Linked DNA regions of Homo sapiens: all the other regions are linked to region 1. Evidence: chromatin contacts called from ENCODE Hi-C or POLR2A ChIA-PET data. All regions are on one chromosome and are shown on one strand. Each heading gives the region's core, a stretch centred on a gene start or an enhancer-like site at or near the end of the contact. The rest is flanking DNA. Distances are from core to core; before and after follow the strand shown.

Region 1 (2,700 bases), core at 137-2,636:
AGATCATCTCCCCTAACAAGTTCATGTGCATATAACATTTTGCAGGCAATTTCTCACAGACTCCCTAGTATTCACTTATGGACCCACTTGGGGTCCACAAATCCAGGTTAAGAATGCTGGACCTAAAGAATCTTGGGACAGTAAAGGACTGTGGTGTGTATGAAAGATTTGCTCACCAACTATAAAGAAACTAGAGGTCCTAATCATCTCCAAGACACTATCTGGCAAGTTATATATTTCTGAAGCCTGAATTGACATGTACAGGTCCATCTTGTGGCACTAGTAATAGCATTCTCACACACACACACATATGCATACACACACATGCACACACACATGCTGGCACACACACACATCAAGTATCAATTTGCGATCACTAGTTTACATGGAAACTAGGAGCTTCATTGGAATAAAAGCTTGAACAATAGCCAGTACTATGGTTCGGACATCTCAGATATTCATGATCGAGTAGGAGTCAAAGATGCAATGGAAACCACAGTGAAGAAAGGAACCGAAAAGAAAATTCACCAAGCAGAGGAAATCAGCAACAAGTCCTGGCAGGTCACAAAGAGAGAGTTTCAGGTGGTGACCTATGCTTAAAGCCTTTGTTAAATCTAGCTGTCTGGGCGGCATGTGTGATCCTGGAGAGAAAGGAGCCTATGTAACAATGGAAAGAGCTGTTCCACCAAACCCTGCAATGCCTTATGACCATGTGATCCACTGCAGTTCATCCTGCCCCAATTAAGTGCAACACAGAAGAAAAAGCATTTTCCTTCCCCATTCCATGGAGGGGCTGATGGCAGTGGTGGCCTGGATGAATCAGGAGGGATCTGGGCATAACTGGGGACAGAGGCCCATGCAGAAAGCTGGAACCAGAGAAGGGGCACTAATTGGCATGACAGAGGACAAAATAAGAGTAACCTGGACCCACAGGCACAAGTAAGAACCCTTAAGGGATGCCCAGAATACTTGAGAGAAGGTGTTTAATATCATTAAAAGCTCAGATTGTGTCTGTGGGTGTATGTGTGTGCATGCACACACAAGGGCATGTACATATGTATGTATATATGAAAGTTATAAGTGAGAGGTGGTGTCTTAGTCCATTGTGTGCTGCTGTAACAAAATATTACATATGTGGTAATTTATAAAGAAAAGAAATTTATTTCTGACAGGTCTGTAGGCTAGGAAGTGCAAGGTTGAGTGAGTGGCCTGAATCTGGTGAGGGCCTTCCTGCTGCATCATCCTGTGGTGGAAAGCAAAAGGGGAAGAGAGTGCAAAAAAACAAGAGACAGCAAGAGAAGGCTGAATTCCCCTTTATAACAAATCTACTCTTGCAATAACAAGCCCACTTCCTCAATAATAACATTAATCCATCCATAAGGGCTAATTAGGGCTAATGACTTAATCAGTTCTTAAAGCTCCCATCTCTCAACATTGTTGTGTTGGGGATTAAGTTTCCAACACATGAAATCTGGGGGGTATATTCAAACCACAGCAGGTCACAAGTCCTCCCTGCTTCATAGGCTCCTTCTCTGGACCAAACCCTTCTTCCTGTTTTTATTCTTGCCTGCACACCTGGTCCAAGATGCTTAAGATAACAGGCTCTGGGGCCAGAGTGCTAGGCTTTAATCCTGACTCTACTACATAACACGGTCACTTTAGACTATTGTTTTAACCTTTCTGTGCCTCAGTGTTTGAGTATTAATGTTAGTATAACCCTATTCACACAAACCTGCTCCTGCTCTTTTTTTTTTTTTTTTTTTTTTTTTGAGATGGAGTCTCACTCTGTCACCCAGGCTAGGGTGCAGTGGTAAGATCTCAGCTCACTGCAACGTCCGCCTCCTGGGTTCAAGCAATTTTCCTGCCTCAGCCTCCTGAGTAGCTGGGACTACAGGCACGCACCACTACACCCAGCTAATTTTTGTATTTTTAGTAGAGATAGGGTTTCACCATGTTGGCCAGGATGGTCTCACTCTCCTGACCTCGTGATCAGCCCGTCTTAGCCTCCAAAAGTGCTGGGATTACAGGTGTGAGCCACCGCGCCCAGCCACAAATCTGCTTTTAATATTTAGGGGCATTCTAGCAATATATACAAGGGAAAATGTTCACTGCTGTATTACAGGTGTGATACAGTTTGGATGTTTTCCCCTTTAAATCTCATGTTAAATTGTGATCCCCAGTGTTGGAGGTGGGACCTGGCGGGAGGTGATTTGCTCATGGGGCAGATTTCTCATGAATGATTTAGCACCATCCTCTTGGCACTGTCCTCAAGATAGCGAGTTGAGTTCTGGAGATCTGGCTGTTTAAAAGTGTGTGACCCCTCCCCGCCCCCTCTCTTGCTGTCTGTCTTGCCATGTGAGATGTCTGCTGCCCCTTTGCCTTCTGTCATGACTGTAAGCTTCCTGAGGCCCCCCCAGGAGCTGATACTGGTGCTATGCTTCCAGTACATCCTGCAGAACCATGAGCCAATTAAACCTCTTTTCTTATAAACTGCCCAGCCTCAGGTATTCCTTTATAGCAATGCAAGAACAACCTAACGTAAGGCGCCCAAATCATTTTCTCCATGAATTAATCCCTCTCATCCTCTACTCATCCCAAGTGCCCTTTCTCAGAGAGTCTGCATCAAGAATTCCTATCGAGTAGTCAGTGAGCAGGGCAGTTATACCCATCTGTTTAGCCACAGCTAACTGAACCAAGAGT
Region 2 (2,700 bases), core at 175-2,674, 320 kb before region 1:
AATTCCCAAGATTGTGAATAATAACTTTTTTATGAAAGACTATTGTCCACTAAATACCTAGCACTTAAAACTAAAAAACTTGTTTACAATCAATCTAAATATTTGAAGATATCTTAAGTTCTAACCGGAATGCTCACTTTCCTTCCAAATGCCTAGCACTGTACAGATGTAGCCAAGAATTTTGAATCATTGACTAATTCCTTCCTTTCATTTCTTTAACTTCTCCAGTTTATATTGTACTAATCTGGGTGCTTTATATTATGTAGACAATCTTATTGTTAGTTGGCTCCATGCCAAAGACATTTAGTTATAAATGTTAATTATCTTTTTTGGTAGATGAGTAAAATGGAAACTAGGTAAAACCAAGAAAGAATAGCCATCCGTGCTCCTCCTGAAAGAATTTTGAAGTTAAAATCCACTAAAGCATGCAAAGTTCTGTTTTTACTCCTTGATCTTTTCACTCTTAGCCACATACATCTAAAGTTATATTTCTCAAGGGACCCTAAAACAAGATTCAAAAGTGAAAATGTGGAACCATGGTTTGGAGTATGCAGCATAGAAAAATCACCTGAAACTAAACTAAAATGAGCAATTTAAAAACATAAAGGGGCGAAATGACCTGACAAAGAAAGATATCAAATAATTCTGAGCCAGAGTCCCAGGTAAAAATGTCGAAAACTTGCAGCTAAGAATAAAATTAGGAATTAGAGAAAATGTTGCTCTATTGGGCTGGATTTCCTCCAGGTCAACAATCACTGAGTCATTAAGAAAACTGAGAGTCCAAGAGTTCCTGATTCCCTGTGACAGGCCTCCATTCCCCAGATGAAGTTAGTGTGCTGGCTTAGCCACCTCTGCAGGGTGTGGACACCAGCATGAAGAGCAGAAGTCAAGTCTCGCTTTATCTGGCTGTGTTCCTGGTCAGTTTGCATTCTCAACCTCAGAGTGAGGGGGTATGATTTAAATGTGAATGTTTCTTAAAGTTCAGTTAATCCAGAGTGCTTGCAAAAGACCAAATGCTGCAGACCAATGATGGTTTTTTTTATACCAAGAACAAAATTAAATGTTGTCTATCAGCTGGACTAGGGAAAACATGATCCAAGCCACATAATATGCTAGTAGCATAACTACATGCTATGATAATCACCATGATCATCTCACCATCAGGGTTGTAATGATTCCAGAGTAATGATGAGGTTGGATCGTGCTAGCCATACCCTTTCAGCTGACCAGGCTGATCATCCTTGTGATTAAGGACATTGTTGAGTTTGCTTTCATCAGATAGACCCACATTTGCCCTCTCTTTGGAGACAGCGGCATCTGTGAGTACAATTTTTCTTTTATATGGGAGTTCTGCTGACTTTTCGATGAGCAACTTGCCGAAGTCTGCTGTCATAGAATCCCAGAGCCAGCAAGGTCCCTGGGGAGTCATGGAGGCTGCATGTCCATGCTGCACACAAACAGGGTCAGGACGGTCACATCTGGCCATTGTAGCTCATTTATACAGCTGGGATCCAGAAACATCAGTTTCGCTGTGCATGCTGTGCTAACACCCCACAGAGCCCTGGCCTCAAGGAGATGTGAAGAGCTCCATCCACAGCACTGGGTCCTACACACCCAGGTTACTCATGGGTAACCCGGTGGCACGGCATGTTATGATTTGAGAAGAACCAGAATTTGTGTTCTCAGAATTTCCCCATCTGCTGGCACCATGCCTGAATTTCCAACTATTAGATTCACTCCTGTGGGTTAAGAGGATGATTTCTGCTTTTTTTTTTCTCCTTTAGCACAAAAAACCCATTTAACATCAAACCACTTTACAAATCTTCCACATGATAGTTATAATTTTAGTTTCTGATGACTCAAAAAGAAGTAAACAACTACTAAAAATTTTTGTTGTGCTTTTATATGGATTTATATCTAATAAATTATAATAACATCTTCATATGTTAGAAAAATAGTCACCCATGTATTTATGAGCTATATTATTTACTAAGTCTAGAAACAGTGCTTGGTAAACACATGGCTTCATGGATCTCTAGTTCTGCATTCTTTCTCCCCACTCTCCCACCACACGCACCCCATGCTTTATCACCAAGATTTATGATCCACCGATTGGGGCCACTAAGTTAAGCAGCATTTTATAAGCTTGTGTTCTCTGGGACACTGTTCCACAGGGTACAAAATAAGTGTTCAAAAAAAAGTTTGGAAACAGCTGGGTTATTCAAAGTCAAATAGTTCTCTTTCTTGCAGGACTTCTCAGAGCCTCTAATTGCTGACACGCATTTTACATCACTAAGAAGTTATGGATTTCAGCATTCACTAAACCTCTTGAACCATGGAGGCCTTTCCTAGGCATACCTATTGACATATCTGGCGACAACATGCCAAAGAGCAATGCTTTAGGAAACACTGTCTCCAGAAGATTTCTGTTGAATATAAACATACAACCTGGGTATTTATGGCCTCCAATAAAAGAAGTTGTTGAATTGCCAAGAGGAAGGTCTTAAACGAATAGCTTCTTGGGTGTCTCTCCTCTAAGGAGCCTGACACACATAAACAGTACAGCTTATTGTCTCAAGTGACATTTATGGTGATAATTATTATCTCATTAATTGTTCCCCCTCCCTCATTAAAGACAAAACAAAACAAAACCCAGAGGCTAAGAGAGTAAACGGCTTAGAGTCAGTTAGAAAATCAGGC
Region 3 (2,700 bases), core at 53-2,552, 380 kb before region 1:
AAAAAATAGGAAATTATTAATTAGGGATTACAGTAAAAATAATGACCTTAAAGTGTCTGACATGCCGGGCGTGGTGGCTCACTCCTGTAATCCCAGCACTTTGGAAGGCTGAGGTGTGAGGATCCCTTGAGCCCAGAAATTCGAGACCAGCCATGAGCAACATGTTAAGACCCTGTCTCTACAAAAAAGTACAAAAATTAGCTGGGCGTGGTGGCGCACACCTTGGAGGCTGAGGTGGGAGGATCACTGGATCCCAGGATGCAGAGATTGCAGTGAGCCAAGATCATGCCGCTGCACCTGGGTGACAGAGCAAGACCCAGTTTCAGAAAGAAAAGAAAAGACAAGAAGATTAAAAACTAATCTGAGCCAGGTGAGTGGTGTGCACTCGTAGTCTCAGCTATTCAGAAGGCTGAAGTAGGAAGATCGCTTGGGTCCACGAGTTCAAGACCAACCTGGGCAATGTATCGAGACACTACCTTAAAACAAAACAAAACAAAGCAAAACAGCAATCAAAAAAACCCAATATGAGAAAAAAGTACCTCATCAAGCTACTGAATAACTTGAGCACACTCTAGCATCTGTTCTGTTGCTTATTTGTTTTTGCTTTTACTGGCATCAGGAATTATTTCTATAGTTCCTCTGGTATGTTCCCCTGACATGGGATATGCCAGGCACATGTTCTTAAAAACAATTTCTTAACATAAAGAAATTTCGCATTTCAAATCCTTAAGAGTTGGAGAACTTAAAATCTCATACTGGAATGAAAATTGCTTCTTCTGCTTTCAAAGGCCTTTTGATTAAGGGCTTACTTACTACCCTGTCTCTACTAAAAATACAAAAAGTTAGCTGGGCATGGTGGTGCACGCAGGTGGTCCCAGCTACTCGGGAGGCTGAGACAGGAGAATCGCTTGAACCCAGAGGCCAATATAGTGGGGGTGGGGGACAGAGATGGCTCTTAAAGGCAATGATTTGGCCAGTTGTCAGGTTCAGGAGAGTTCTATTAAGGAGACAAGCTCCCAGGTGTTTATTGGGTGCCTATGGAGTTTTAGCCAGTCTTCTGCTTCTAAAACTATTAAATATTAAGCTACCTTGGGATGCATTGCAGAACCTCATTTTATTTTTCCCCTGTGGCTTCCATGTGGCCCTTTATATGGCCTAAGTGGGGCAGTTATGAACCACATCCCCTCTCACCAGGCACAGTGTGTTCCTGGTGCCGGAGAGGTGGTGGGGCAGGTCTGAAGTCTCATGGGAAGCAAATACTCAGTCCACATTGATTCCCAGGCCTGACTCAAAAGGGCTGTGTGATTTGAGGAATTACCCTCATTGTGCTTCCCCATTCTCAGAGAGTAAAACCACAGGGCAGTTCTGGCTGACGGGTTTGCACCTATCTGGTGTCTGCTCCACTGTTTCTGTCATGTTGAGTCACAGGGCATTCATTAGTGACTGCCTTGTGCAGTGCAATGATGTAGTGAGGAGTCCGTAGCCCTGGGCCTGAGTGGGTTGATCCTGGTGGGAATTTCAGTTGTGGAGCACTGGCTCTGTGAGGCTGGACACATTACTTTAGTCTTCCAAGCACCTTAAGTTTCTTCATCTAGAAAATGGAAACAATAGTATCTACCAAGTAAGCTTGTTGAGAAGATTAAATAAAAACTAACAAGTGGCTGGGTGCAGTGGCTCACGCCTGTAATCCCAGCACTTTGGGAGACTGAGGTGGGCGGATCACTTGAAGTCAGGAGTTCGAGACCAGCCTGGCCAACATGGTGAAACCCTGTTCTATTAAAAATACAAAAAATCAGCTGGGCGTGGTGGTGCACGCCGGTGGTCCCAGCTACTTGGGAGGCTGAGACAGGAGAAACGCTTGAACCCGGAGGTGAAGGTCGCAGCGAACCGAGATCGTGCCACTGCACTCTAGCCTGGGTGTCAGAGACTGTGTTTCAAGAACAACAACAACAGCAACGACAACAAAAGCTAACACGTATCAAAGGCTTGTGTGCCAAGTACTGTTCTAAGCACTTTTTAGCTTTACATGTGTTAACTCCATGAATATTTACAGCAACTCTATGAGGTAGTTGCTGTCATCATTTCCATCTTACAGAGGAGGAAACCAAGGTTGATTTGCATAAGATCACACAAGTAGGAGGTGGCAGAGCAAGGATTAGAATCCAGGCAGCCTGACGCCAGAACCTATGCTCTTAATGCAAAATATTCATGTAGGAATTTAGGAACATAAAACTGTTTTAAAATGGTTCTACTGCATCCAAAATTCATTCAATGAATATTCCACAAATGTTCCTCAGTGCCAACTGGGTGAGAAGCCCTGTGCCAGGTGCTGTGGGGAAGCAAAATTAAGTAAGACATCGTTGTTACATATAACAGAGAAGAAAGATTCAGTGGCACCCCTACAAGGGGAAGTAGTACAGGGTGATTGCTGCAGGAATTTGGGAGTGGGGGTTGGGCAGAGATTGGGAGTTCTGGTGTTGCCTCTGATTGGCTGAGGGTGGATAAAACGAGGGGAGAGGTCAAAGATATTGCTGAGACGTCAAGAAGGGTGGAAATCTGTCTGAAAACCAAAAGGATGAGAACTCAAAAAAAATGGTGATCCCATGAACAGCATGGAGGGATCCAGAGGCACTGGAGTGGCCAGGAGAGGAAATGCCAAGGTCACCTGAGGACCTCGTAGGACTCTGTGAGGTCCAGTGG

Evidence for each region. Hi-C counts contacts between places; a loop is a spot of excess contacts on that map. ChIA-PET counts read pairs that join two places held with the same protein, here RNA polymerase II (POLR2A). Pooled maps may share reads with other maps.
Region 2: a map with no recorded cell type shows a loop between it and region 1 (13-fold over the local background). The contact joins two enhancer-like sites. A Hi-C loop is called at or near these places in 5 of 37 single-sample maps with no recorded cell type and 4 of 50 pooled maps.
Region 3: a pooled map shows a loop between it and region 1 (5-fold over the local background). The contact joins two enhancer-like sites. A Hi-C loop is called at or near these places in 1 of 37 single-sample maps with no recorded cell type and 3 of 50 pooled maps. POLR2A ChIA-PET finds 5 or more read pairs at or near these places in 1 of 52 experiments (WTC11).

What each region holds. Positions count from the first base shown.
Region 1 is chr11:111,176,230-111,178,929 of GRCh38, forward strand. No RefSeq gene overlaps it. Among named protein-coding and RNA genes, the nearest start is that of POU2AF2, 68 kb to the right of the region's middle. RefSeq lists an enhancer at 1,674-1,743. Within about 2 kb of position 1,387, at least 4 of the 41 ENCODE cell types and tissues checked have a DNase peak (open chromatin) inside an H3K27ac peak, as active enhancers do.
Region 2 is chr11:110,857,172-110,859,871 of GRCh38, forward strand. No RefSeq gene overlaps it. Among named protein-coding and RNA genes, the nearest start is that of ARHGAP20, 150 kb to the left of the region's middle. Within about 2 kb of position 1,425, at least 5 of the 41 ENCODE cell types and tissues checked have a DNase peak (open chromatin) inside an H3K27ac peak, as active enhancers do.
Region 3 is chr11:110,796,274-110,798,973 of GRCh38, forward strand. No RefSeq gene overlaps it. Among named protein-coding and RNA genes, the nearest start is that of ARHGAP20, 85 kb to the left of the region's middle. Within about 2 kb of position 1,303, at least 2 of the 41 ENCODE cell types and tissues checked have a DNase peak (open chromatin) inside an H3K27ac peak, as active enhancers do.